Regions from separate parts of the Homo sapiens genome. Here region 1 is linked to region 2. Evidence: chromatin contacts called from ENCODE Hi-C or POLR2A ChIA-PET data. All regions are on one chromosome and are shown on one strand. The core of a region is the stretch at or near the end of the contact, and the rest is flanking DNA. Distances in the headings are between cores, read along the strand shown. Region 1 has its middle 20 kb from the start of CHST5. Region 2 holds the start of CTRB1 (chymotrypsinogen B1).

Region 1 (6,478 bases), core at 418-2,917, 300 kb before region 2:
GGGGTAACACAGTGAGACCCCATTCTTTTTTTAATTTCTTTTCTTTTCTTTTCTTTTATCAGACAGAGTTTTGCTCTGTTGCCCAGGCTGGAGTGCAATGGTGCCACCTTGGCCAACTGCAACCTCCACCTCCCAGGTTCAAGCGATTCTCCTGCCTCAGCCTCCTGAGTAGCTGGGACTACAGGCGCGCACCACTACGCCCAGCTAATTTTTGTATTTTTAGTAGAGAGGAGATTTCACCACGTAGGCCAGGCTAGTCTCGAACTCCTGACCTCAAGTGATACACCAGCTTCGGCCTCCCAAAGTGCTGGGATTACAGGTATGAGCCACTGCGCCCAGCCGAGACCCCATTCTTAGACACACACACACACACACACACACACACACATGAGAGAGAGAGACAGTGAGAGAGAGAATTAGAGAATTAGCTGGTCATGGTGGTGCATGCCTGTAATCCCAGCTACTCAGGACGCTGAGGAATGAGAATTGCTTGAGGCAGAGGCTGCAGTGAGCCAAGATCGTGCCACTGCACTCCAGCCTGGGCGACAGAGCTAGACCCTGTCTCAAAACAACAACAAAAAACAACTACTTTGCACTGTACAGAGACTATATATCCACAGGCCAACCTCCCTCCCATTCCGGTCCCACACCAGCCTTTTAATAGGTTTTTTACAAGGCCGGGCGCGGTGGCTCACGCCTGTAATCCCAGCACTTTGGGAGGCCGAGGCGGGCGGATCACAAGGTCAGGAGATCGAGACCATCCTGGCTAACATGGTGAAAGCCCGTCTCTACTAAAAAAAAAAAAAAAAAAAAAAATACAAAAAATTAACCGGGCCTGGTGGCAGGCGCCAGTAGTCCCAGCTACTTGGGAGGCTGAGGCAGGAGAACGGCGTGAACCCGGGAGGCGGAGCTTACAGTGAGCCGAGATCGCACCACTGCACTCCAGCCTGGGCGACAGAGCAAGACTCCGTCTCAAAAAAAAAAATAGGCTTTTTACTATCCGGTTTAAATAGAGAATTTTTTTTTGCTTGTTTTTTGTTTTCTCTCTTTTTTTTTTTTTTTTTTTGTTTTTTGAGACAGAGTCTCACTCTGTCGCCCAGGCTGGAGTGCAGGGGCCCGATCTCGGCTCACTGCAACCTCCTCCTCCCGGATTCAAGCGATTCTCCTGCCTCAGCCTCCCGACTAGCTAGGATACAGGCGCGCACCACCACGCCCGGCTAATTTTTGTATTTTTGGAAGAGACGGGGTGTCACCATGTTGGCCAGGATGGTCTCAAACTCCTGACCTCAAGTGATCCGCCCGCCTCGGCCTCCCCCCAGAGTGCTGGGAGTACAGGCGTGAGCCACCGCACCCGGCCTGAGAATGTTCGTATTCTACTCATGAAGACTTCGTAAATATTGGGGTCCAGACCTAGATACTACAACGTTACAAATCTGTTCTGATCACTGCTTTGCCAGATCCCTGGTAAATCCACAGCTCTGGCCGGGGGCGGGGGGGCCGCATGCAATTCCCTTCTTTCCTACAGGGGGCGCTGCAGAGAAGGGCAGAGCAGAGCGCGCAGTTCGCGGGCAGGGGCCGCTTCTCCAGGATAGCGCGCGTCCGAGGGGGTGGGTCTGTGCTAGCCCTGCGCAACCTCAGGGGCGGGAACAACTCTGGCTCTGCCCCCGCCGGCTGGAGCGCCTTCTCATTGGAGGAGGGAACGGTCACTTGGCAGCGCCGTTGGGATTGGAGGAAGAGGGTCTCGGGTGGAGTGACGCTGAGGCGGCGAGGGGGCTGGTGGCTGGCCGCTGCTGCCCTTCGGTAGCTGGTCCCTTAACTCAGTGGTGAATGGCGACCGGATGGAGCTCTAGGGAAGCGACAGCAGCGGCGGGTGGGCCGGGTTATGGGCGCCCCGAGTCCGGGCGGCGTCCCCGGTGTGCCGCTGACCTGCTGGGTGGGCGCTGTCCTCCCGGAGGGGGGTCCCTTTGCTCTCCCGGACCCCTTTACCCGTCACTTCCTCGCCGGTCCCTGAGGCAGGTCCCCGGAGCCCCGCTGGGCGTGAGGTGCAGGGAGCGGCCGCAGGTGGACCCGGGGCTGGAGGGCGCTCGGCCACCACCCGAGCGGGTCTTGGCCTTGAGCTTCCGAGCGCCTCAGGTTCAGAGCTGCACCCCACGAGCCCGGGAGGCGGTGGTCCGCGCCCTGCCTGGGTTGCCCCACGGCGCCCGGCCTCCTTCGAGGGGCCTCGGAGCGGCCCGGCCCGGCCCGGCTGAGGAGTCAGAGCTCGCGCTCCCCTTGCCCGGGAGCTGCAGCCCGGCTCCTCCGTGCGGGCGCTCGTTCGCTGATCGCGGGCACCTCGGGCCAAATCCACCCCCTCCGAGACCCGCTCCGCTTTCTAGGAGTCTCTTTCCCAGACCTGGTGCCACCTGTTGCTGGGTCTCCCACTAAGCCTTCGAGATCTTTGGCATAGCTTCCTTTGAACTCTTCCTCCCCGCTGCGGCTTGAGCTGGGCCTGCTAGGAGGGTTGCTCAGAATTCCAATGCCAGAAAGAACGCTCCGTGCCCTGAAAGCTGGAGGGAGGAGAGAGGACTTCACCTGGGAAGGAGGAGAAAAGCTTTGAGGGGAGGCACAGTTATTTGTGTGGTCCTTGAAAGGCAAGAAGACTGGGGCCCGTGGCCCTGAAAGGGGAGGTGGGGCTCCCAGCAGAGGGGACTGAGGTCTTCATAAACAATGAGGGACCAGAGCAGAGGGAAGGAGGACGAGATTCCAGACTCTAGTTCCAAACAAGGCACCTGTGATTTCTCATCCCCTGGGCAGTGACTGCCAGGCGCCCTTCAGCGGACACCTGGGACTTGCAGTGTTATGTGCCCAGGGATTTTCCTGGACGGGATTGTGAAGTAGCGGGTAAGGTCATCAGGCAGGTTGGGGTCAGATGCAGATGTTCGCTTGTGGTCATTCCTGAAATGAGAATCTGGCAGCTCACGTTATTTCAGAAGGTGCTAGGATCACTTTTGACAGTGATACCAAAAAATTGATGGTATTCTGGTGACCCTGTGTGAAAAATGAAATGTTCGTGCAATCTGGAGACACTACTGGGACCAGATTAATCTGTTTTTGTTTCCTTATTTATTTATTTTTGAGACGGAGTTTAGCTCTTGTTGCCCAGGCTGGAGTACAATGGCGCGATCTCGGCTCACTGCAACCTCCCCCTCCTAGATTCAAGCGATTCTCCTGTCACAGGCTCCCGAGTACCTGGGATTACAGGCATGCACCACCACGCCTGGCTAATTTTGTATTTTTAGTAGAGACGGGGTTTCTCCATGTTGGTCACGTTGGTCGTCAACTCCCAACCTCAGGTGATCTGCCTGCCTCGGCTTCCCAAAGTGTTGGGATTACAGGTGTGAGCCTGCCCGCCCAGCCTTTTTTTTTTGAGGCGGAGTCTCGCTCTGTCTCCCAGGCTGCAGTGCAGTAGCTCGATCTCGGCTCACTGCAAGCTCCACCTCCTGGGTTCACACCATTCTCCTGCCTCAGCCTCCCGAGTAGCTGGGATTACAGGCATGCACACCATGCCCAGCTATTTTTTTTTTTTTTTTTTAGTAGAGACAGGGTTTCACCATGTTGGCTAGGCTGGTCTGGAACTCCTGATCTCAAGTGACCCAGCCACCTCGGCCTTTCAAAGTGTTGGGATTACAGGCTTGAGCCACCATGCCTGGCCTATGCCAATTGTTTCATAGAATGTTTACAATCTAGCTTCCTCTGATTTTCTTCATTATTAGATTCAGATTTTTTGTTCAGAATGCCACCTTCATAGGTGATGTACACTTGTCAGTGGATCACCTTAAGAGATGTCAGTTTATACCTTTGTTGACAAGTTTGATCCTTTCGTGAAGATGGTGTCTGTCAGCTCTCTCCATTGTAAGGGTACCTGAACCCTCTCTTAATTAACAGTCCTATATGGGGTGATACTTTGGAACTGAATATTCTGTTGACTCTTCTGGCTTTTAGTTCACTTTTATTTCATTAAGAAAAGATTGAGATAAGTGGATTTAGGATGATAGTTTTAATGTACCAAAGTAGAGGATCTGTATGCATGAGAATTGTTTTGATCTCAGAAATTGTTCTGAAAATTTTAAACTGCATTGTGTACTTAAGTTTAAGATTATTTTTATGGATATATAACTTCAAGGTGTTGGATACCACGGATCATTCATTCAATGTGTATACATTTGGCCAAGTGCAGGCTCTGACCTGGAGGTATAAGCAGATAGGAGGCGTGGCCCTTGACCCCAAATAGATGAGAATTTGGTGGTAAATACATAACCTGTGTATTAGTCCATTTTCATGCTGCTGGTAAAGACATCCCTAAGACTGGGCAACTTACAAAAGAAAGAGGTTTAATTGGACTTACAGTTCCATGCGGCTGGGGAAGCCTCACAATCTTCATCGCGGAAGGCAAGGAGGAGCAAGTCCTGTCTTCCGTGGATGGCAGCAGGCGAAGAGAGAATGAGGAAAATGCAAAATCAGAAACCCCTGATAAAACCATCAGACCTCTTGAGATGTACTACCACGAGAGCAGTATGGGGGAGGAACCGCCGCCATGATTCAATTATCTCCCACCAGGTCCCTTGCACAACACATGGGAATTATGGGAATAGAATTCAATATGAGATTTGTGTGCGGACACAGAGCCAGACCATATCAACCCGCATCCCGTCTTTAGCTGGAATGATGGCTGTATTAGGTACATGAGGTCTGATCTTGTTTGAGGCACCAAAGCCTGCTTTCCTGAAGCATAGTTAATATTTTGGCCCCACAGAAAAGGTTATTTGCAGTTTATGCCAACTTGTTATTGCAAAATCATTGCTCTGAAATATTCATTTCTACCAGGAAGCTTTGGATTGATTTTTTTTACCCGCAATATCTGCCCAACCCTCCTTATTCCAGTTGTTTAGATTTCTTTTGTCATTTTTAATGAATCTGAATGTCAAGGAAGGCAGATCTTTTTCTGGTATCAGGATTGATTTTATTGTGTGATAATACAGATTTCACTAAACTAAAGTCCTAGAGGGTCTTGTGATAATTAAAGTACAACCCAATAATATTTTTCTTGTGTCATTGCTGGAATCAAGACTGGGTCAGATTTGGACCACTCATTTATTCACTCAACAAACATTTACTGAGTGTCAATTGTGTGCCCCCCTTTTTTTTCTCTAGGTACCAGGTCAAGATGCCATGGTGAACAAAACAAAGCCCTTTCCCACATGGAGCTTTAATTCCAATGGAGGGAGGGAGAAAACAACCAACCTGTGGGCTGGAACAGCTGGTCGTGAGTGTCAGGGTGAGGGCAGAAAGTGGTAGGGCCTGTGTAGCTGGGGTGGAGTGCCATTTGTCGTTGGGTGATGGGGAGACCCTCGATGGTGATGATATTGGAGTCAAAATCCGAAGGAAGTGAGGAATGAGCCAACAGCTCTTGGGGTAAGAGCAAGTGTTCCAGTCCAGGGAGCAGCCGATTCAGAGGCCCTGAAACAGGAGCTTACAGAAGAAACATTGAGGGGGCCAGGGTGCCTGGAGGGACTATGTGGGCAAGGGGGAGAGGAGGAGGGGAGGGCAGGTCCTGGAGGGCTCTACTGGGGGGTTTTGAGCAGAGATGAGATGATTCTGACTTTTATTTTTATTTATTTATTTATTTTTTTGAGATGGAGTCTTACTCTGTCGCCCAGGCTAGAGTGCAGTGGCGCGATCTCGGCTCACTGCAAGTTCTGCCTCCCGGGTTCACACCATTCTCCTGCCTCAGCCTCCTGAGTAGCTGGGACTACAGGCGCCCACCACCACGCCCGCCTAATTTTTTGTATTTTTATTAGAGATGGGGTTTCACGGTGTTAGCCAGGATGGTCTCAATCTCCTGACCTCATGATCCGCCAGTCTCGGCCTCCCAAAGTCCTGGGATTACAGGTGTGAGCCACTGCGCCTGGCCTTTTTTTTTTTTTTTTTTGAGATGGAGTCTCACTCTGTCACCCAGGCCGGAGTGCAGTGGCAGGATCTCAGCTCACTGCAGCCTCCGCCTCCTGGGTTCCAGCAATTCTCTGCCTCAGCCTCCCGAGTAGCTGGGATTATAGGCACCCACCACCACACCCGGGTAATTTTTGTATTATTAGTAGAGACAGGGTTTCACCATCTTGGCCAGGCTGGTCTTGAACTCCTGACCTCATGATCCACCCACCTTGGCCTCCCAAAGTGCTGGGATTACAGATGTGGGCCACCATGCCCGGCCAATCCTGACTTTTTTTAAAGTACACAGTCCAGTGGTTTTTAGTGTGTTCAGAGAGTTGTATAACTGTTGCCACAATCAATTTGAGAATATTTGCATCATCCCGAGAAGAAATCCCTTACCCAGTGGCATTGACTTACTGGCTTTGCGTGGAGAATAGATGGAAAGCCTGATCAGGACAAAGTCTGCTCAGGCTAGGATCCAGAGACCACTGAGGTAAGGCAGGCCAGGGGC
Region 2 (6,650 bases), core at 3,716-6,215:
GATGTTGGGTACGGCCCCTGGAGCCTCAGAAGCGCCTGTGGGACAAGGGGGCCTCGGCCCTGCCCGGGTGGGAGCCCCACGCTGCGACTCCAGGCAGGTCAGCCAGGGCAGGGCTCACCCGGCCGGGCGCTGCTCAGAAGCTCCCTGTGCAGGCTCCTCATGATCCGACCTGGATTTTATTTGCATTTGGGGGATTTTAAATTCAGAAGATTTTCAATAACGAACGGGCAGTTAGGAGCGTGTTGGAATTTAGAGCCAAACGGTCACGGGGGGACTCCACGGCCAGGCAGCCCAGACCCCAGAGGCAGCCCCGCGGCCCCTCACCGTTGTACTTGGTCTTGCCCCAGCCTGTGGTGGCACACAGTGTCCCCGCGGGGAAGTCGTCGTCGGCGCTGGGCAGGCACACGGCGGACACTGTCTGGGAGAAGCGGGCAGGTGTGGCCAGCTTCAGCAGGGTGATGTCATTGTTCACGGTCAGAATGCTGAACTTGGGGTTCTTGAAGACCTGGGGGTGGGGGCCAGAGTGCCGGGGTGAGGCCCTGGGAGGAGGCAGGACCTGCAGGCTTCGAGGACAGACTCCTTCCCTGGTGCCCGTTAAGGAGCAGTCCATCCCCAGGGCCGGAATGGGAATCTCGAGGCCGGCCCGGCCCCACTGGGCGCCTGTCCCTGAAGCAGCCGAGGGGTCTCCCCCCGTGCCCACGGCCCTGCCCTCTGCTGCACGGGGCCTGGGTACCTTGGCGATCTTCAGGACCTGGATGTTCTCCTCGTCAGAGCCCTGGTCAAACTCCCCAGCCACGACCACGTCGGAGGTCCTGGGCAGAGCGTTGTGGGTGAGAGAACATGCCCTGCTCCCCTCCCACCCGACCGGTGCTGGAAGCGGAGCCCAAGGCTGCCCGGTCCTCACCTGACCCCGCAGTGGGCAGCGGTGACCACCCAGTCCTCGCTGATGAGGGAGCCCCCGCAGAAGTGGAAGCCGGTTTTGTCCTGTGAGCAAGATGGGGAGGGTCAGCACCTCCCACCCGGGGGCACCCCCAGCCTGGCCCCTACCCAGGGTGCCCCCCACCTTGCAGAACCCCCTCACCTGCAGGGACACCTGCCAGGGCCAGGAGCCGGGGACGGCGTCCTCCCCATTCACGATCCTGGACAGGCCGCTGAGCACAGGGTGGATGGCGGGGACCCCGCAGCCTGGGGGGGAGTGGGGTGAATAAGGGCTGAGGCCCCAAACCCACCTGGGCCTCACCTGCCTGCGTGCAGCTCTCCCGGTTCTACCCCAGTCCACTGAAGCCAGCTCAGGACCTCCCTGGCACATGCCGCCTCCGCCTCCCTGGTCCCCAAGTCTCTAGGCTCAAACGTTCCCAACTCTCGGCCTGCTGGCTCCAGTCATCCTTCCAGGATGCAGAGCGTCATGTCTCCTCCTACCTGGGGCCTGTCCAGCCTGAAGAAGCAGAAAACAGGCCGGGCTGTAAGACTGCCTGGGCTCAGCCTCGAGGACACACTTTCCTTGCCGTGTGACCCTAGACCGGGCAGGGCAGCACTCAGGCCTTGGTGTCCTCAGCTATAAAAAGGGCAGCAGAACCACGTGAGCTCCACTGGCCCACGTGCCTTTGTTAGACTGGTGGCGAGAGGGGAAGTGGGAAGAAAATCTGATAACCCCAAGTCCACCAGGAATCTGGGGCTCTGACAATTTGCAGACGGGAGAGTGAAATGGCACCGTGGACCCTGGGTGGGCAGGTTGAATTCCACAATTTCAGGAAACATTGTGTAAAGTTTGGGTTTCTCTTTTTTTTTTTTCCAGTTAGGGTCTTGCTCTGTCACCCTGGCTGGAGTGCCGTGGTGTCATCATGGCCCACTGCAACCTCAAATTCCTTTTTTTTTTTTTTTTTTTTTTCTTTTTGAGACAGTCTTGCTCTGTTGCCCAGGCTGGAGTACAGTGGCACAATCTTGGCTCACTGCAAGCTCCGCCTCCTGGGTTCACGCCATTCTCCTGCCTCAGCCTCCCGAGTAGCTGGGACTACAGGTGCCCGCCACCAAGCCCAGCTAATTTTTGTATTTTTAGTAGAGACGGGGTTTCACCGTGTTAGCCAGGATGGTCTCGATCTCCTGACCTTGTGATCCACCCGCCTCGGCCTCCCAAAGTGCTGGGATTACAGGCGTGAGCCACCGTGCCCAGCCTTGCAACCTCAAATTCCCGGGCTGAAGCAATCCTATTGCCTTGATCTCCCAACATGCTGAGATCACAGGCATGAGCCCCCATATATCCGGTCTTGGTTTCTTATTTAATAAAACTGGACTTTGGCCAGCACAGTGGCTCACGCCTGTAATCCTAACACTTTGAGAGGCCAAGCGGGGTGGATCACCTGAGGTTGGGAATTTAAGACCAGCCTGGCCAACATAGTAAAACCCCATCTCTACTAAAAATACAAAAATTAGCCGGGCATGGTGGCACAGGCCTACAATCCCAGCTACTTGGGAGGCTGAGGCAGGAGAATCGCTTGAACCTGGGGGACAGAGGTTGCAGTAAGCTGAGATCGTGCCACTGCACTCCAGCCTGGGTGACAGAGCCAAACTCCATCTCAAGAAAAAATCAAAACAAACACAGCTGGACTTTACTTCCACACCATAAAATGGCACATTGGAAGCAGAAAACAAAACAATGAAAATAGTCAGGTGTTCCACACACGCCCACCATGCCTCTGCTATGTCAGGACCAGATTCTCGACTCCTGTGCGCGGGCCAACCCAACAAACTGGGCTTTACATTTGAGCACACCCGCGTCCCTCAGACCAGCTGTCCCCTTCTGGGGTCATATTCGCCTGCTTACAAGGCAGCCCCTGCGTCTCCTGCCCACAGGAACACAGGCAGGCAAGGTGCCTCCCTGACGTTTCAGAGCATCAAAAACTGGTATTGTAATAGCAAAAAAATGAGAAAGAGCACGTTGGAAGGCCGAGGCAGGTGGATCACAAGGTCAGGAGTTCAAGACCAGCCTGGCCAATATGATGAAACCCTGTCTCTACTAAAAATACAAAAATTAGCTGGGGTGGTGGCTCATGCCTGTAGTTCCAGCTACTCAGGAGGCTGAGGCAGGAGAAATGCTTGAACCTGGGAGGTGGAGGTTGCAGTGAGCCGAAATCATGCCACTGCACTCCAGCCAGGGCGACAAGTGTGAAACTCCATCTAAAAAAATAAATAAATAAATAAGAGAACTAGATGGTGGCATACTCACACAACAGAGCACGCATTATAAAAATGCAGGTGAATGAGCTGAAACTCCACGTCAACATGCAGGAAGTGAGAAGATTTGAGTAGGGAAAAAGCACATTGTTGTAGAATGGAGGTAGAATGGAGTATTAGTTACATCAGCCAGGCACAGTGGCTCACACCTGTAATCCAGCACCCTGGGAGGTTGAGGTGAGCAGATCACTCGAGCACAGGATTTCGAGACCAGCCTGGACAACATAATAAGACCCCAGGTCGGGCATGGGGGCTCACGCCTGTAATCCCATCACTTTGGGAGGCTGAGGTGGGCGGATCACTGGAGGTTAGGAGTTCAAGACCAGCCTGACCAATATGGTGAAACCCCATCTCTATTAAAAATACAAAAATTAGCCAGGTGTGGTGATGCATGCCTGTAATCCCAGCTACTCAGTAGGCTGAGGCAGGAGAAATGCTTGAACCCAGGAGGCGGAGGTTGCAGTGAGCCAAGATCACGCCACTGCACTCCAGCCTGGGTGACAAGAGTGAAACTCTGTCTCAAAGAAAAGAAAAAAAAATAACAAAAAAAACCTCCATCTCTACAAAACAAAACAAGTTTTTAAACTTAGCGTGCCTGTAGCGCCAGCTACTCGGGAGGCTATAGTGGGAGGATCACTCGAGCCCTTGAGTTTGAGGCTGCAAACTCACACTACTGCACTCCAGCCTGGGTGACAGAGTGAGACCCTGTCTCAAAACCAAAACCAAAACCAAAACCAAAAACAGGATAGAATACCGTTCCATTGATGTAACCTTTTTGAAACCTTATGTATAGATGTATAAAAATATGTAGTACAATTGTATAAGCTCACACTGCAATTATTCATAGAAAGTTCAGAATCAAGCTCACATTCCAGAGAGGGAAGGAGGGAGAAAAGGGAAGCCTGAGTACAATCTGTTTTAGAAATATCTGAAGCAAATGTGCAAAAAGATTTGCTGAATTCTGACAGTAGATACAAGGATGTCATATTCTTTTCTGTATTTTCTTTTACTATTTCTCTTTTAAAAAATAGAAAACACGGCTGGGCACAGTAGCTCATGCCTGTAATCCCAGCACTTTGGGAGGCCGAGGCGGGGGCATCACCTGAGGTCAGGAGTTCAAGACCAGCCTGGCCAACGTGGTGAAAGCCCGTCTCTACTAAAAATTAGCCAGGGTTGGTGGTCCATGCCTGTAGTCCCAGCTGCTCGGGAAGCTGAGGCAGGAAGATCATTTGAACCCAGGAGATGGAGGTTGCAGTAAGTGGAGATTGCACCATTGCACTCCAGCCTCGGCAATAGGAGTGAAATTCTGTCTCGAAAAAAAAAAAAGAAAGAAAGGAAGAAAATGCTTGACAAGTACCCAGCACAATAAAAACCCCGGTGGAGGCCTTGGGAGGTCTCCTGGGGCCACACCTTACCCTGCACAAGGCACCCCCACCCCAGCCACTTCTGGAGCCTCAGACCATGGCAGAGACCAGCATCGTCCTTCCCACTCCTGGAGCAGGTTGTGTGGGCTCAGAAAGCCCCAGAATGCACCCTCTCCTGAGCCCTCAGGTTACCTGTGCTGGGGATGAGGCCCCAGGGGGCAGAGCAGGGGACTCAGATCCCCCTCTCAGCCAGGCTCAGGGCTCCCTCAGGACAGACCCCTCGGGCACCAGCACTCACCAAAGGCGGCCCCCACAAGGGAGAAGCAGGAGAGGAGCCAGAGGGAAGCCATGCCGCTGCCTCAGAAGGTGTGGGGCCTGCCAGCTGCGGGGCCCCTTTTACCACCTTGGGGGGGCAGGGAGCCCAGCCCCCCCCGCTCCCCCAGCCAGGGAGGCCTGAGCCCACCCTCCCTGTTACCCAGGGACCTTGGGCAATAAGTGGAGACAGAGCCCCGCCTGGCTCTCTACCAGACAACCCCAGTCCCTGGGAAAGGGGCAGCTGCGCTGACATCACCGGTCAGCCTTGGGGACATGATCCCACAGAGCCAGCTGTGAGCTGCAGTATCCCTGCCAGGAGACGGCACCAGGCTCTTCTGTTCCCAGAGGGGAAGTGGAGGCAGTTCCACCCCAGGGCTCGTGGAGGACCAGCTGCTGTCATGGAACCAGGTCTCCGGGAACTCAGGCTCTCAGTGAAGGGTGTTTCCGCCTAACACTGTCCTAGAAGCAAAGGGTGACTCAGGGCATCGTGGATTCTCCAGAGTGTCACTGCAAGTCACCAGTGAAGCCAAGCCACTTCTGACTGTGGCGAGGGTCTGGGTGACAAGGACCAACCCGCTGGTGGCCGTAACAGGTGGGCAAAGCCACTGACACGCGTCCCACCTGTGCTGTAGAACCCAACAGAATTCACTTTTTCTGCAATGACTCATGATATAAGGAACTAATCATTTCATAAAGTTTCAGTTTCTTACAAAATGGAACTTGGATTCCGCACCATAAAATGACACAGAAAACAAACTTTTTAAGATGGAGTCTCACTCTGTCACCCAGGCCGGAGTGCAGTGGCGCAATTTCAGCTCACTGCAGCCTCCTCTTCCCGGGTTCAACTGATTCTCCTGCCTCAGCCTCCCAAGTAGCTGGGATTACAGGTGCCCACCACACCCAGCTATTTTTTTTTTTTTTTGAGATGGGGTCTTGCTCTGCTGCCTAGGCTGGAGTGCAGTGGCACAATCTTGGCTCACTGCAGCCTCCACCTCCCAGGTTCAAGCAATTCTCCCACCTCAGCCTCTTGAGTAGCTGGGATTACAGGCATAGCACCAAACCTGGCTAATTTTTATATTTTTAGTAGAGACGGGGTTTCACCATGTTGGCCAGGCTGGTCCCAAACTCCTGATCTCGGGTGATCCACCTTCCTCGGCCTCCCAAAGTGCTGGGATTACAGGCGTTAGCCACCGCACTTGGCCAATTGTTGTATTTTTAGTAGAGACAGGGTTTTACCACGTTGGCCAGGCTCCTCTTGAGCTCCCGGCCTCAGGTGATCCTGTGGCCTTGGCCTCCTAAAGTGCTGAAATTACAGGCGTGAGTCACTGCGCCTGTCTGAAAATAAATTTTGAGGAAGCAGAAAAACTTTTTTCATTGTCACAAAACAAGGAGGAAAGACAGGTGTGGGTGACAGGTCGGTGACTGGGCAGAAAGTGAAGGCCAAGGGATCCTCAGCACCCTGTGGGCAGATATTCAGGGGACAGAGCCCGCAGCATCCCTGCCCTTATGGGCCTGAGACGCTCATGACAGACACACACGACACAGATGAGCATGTAATATAGTGACCACAGTCACCTGGGGCAAGGCTGGACAGGACAGGCTGTACTGCATTTCCGGACGATGAGGGTATGAAAGTAAGACACAGTGGGTGGATGGTGTTTCCATGGAAGGCCTTGGGCTCTGTGGTCAGCGGGCCAGGTCACCTTGGCATTTAGAATATCCCCTCCCCACTCCCACCGC

The links. Hi-C counts contacts between places; a loop is a spot of excess contacts on that map. ChIA-PET counts read pairs that join two places held with the same protein, here RNA polymerase II (POLR2A). Pooled maps may share reads with other maps.
Region 1: a loop to region 2 is called in a pooled map, with 4 times the contacts of the local background. The contact joins the enhancer-like site here to the promoter of CTRB1 in region 2. A Hi-C loop is called at or near these places in 2 of 50 pooled maps. POLR2A ChIA-PET finds 5 or more read pairs at or near these places in 5 of 52 experiments (Panc1, T-cell, WTC11 and 2 more).

The regions. Positions count from the first base shown.
Region 1 is chr16:75,512,605-75,519,082 of GRCh38, reverse strand. No RefSeq gene overlaps it. Among named protein-coding and RNA genes, the nearest start is that of CHST5, 20 kb to the left of the region's middle. RefSeq lists a silencer at 1,860-2,299. Within about 2 kb of position 1,667, at least 33 of the 41 ENCODE cell types and tissues checked have a DNase peak (open chromatin) inside an H3K27ac peak, as active enhancers do.
Region 2 is chr16:75,217,303-75,223,952 of GRCh38, reverse strand. CTRB1 (chymotrypsinogen B1) reads right to left here and starts at 4,965. Exons shown (of 7, transcript NM_001906.6): 1 at 4,894-4,965; 2 at 1,082-1,185; 3 at 905-984; 4 at 734-812; 5 at 325-505. The coding sequence starts at 4,945. RefSeq lists an enhancer at 5,348-5,427.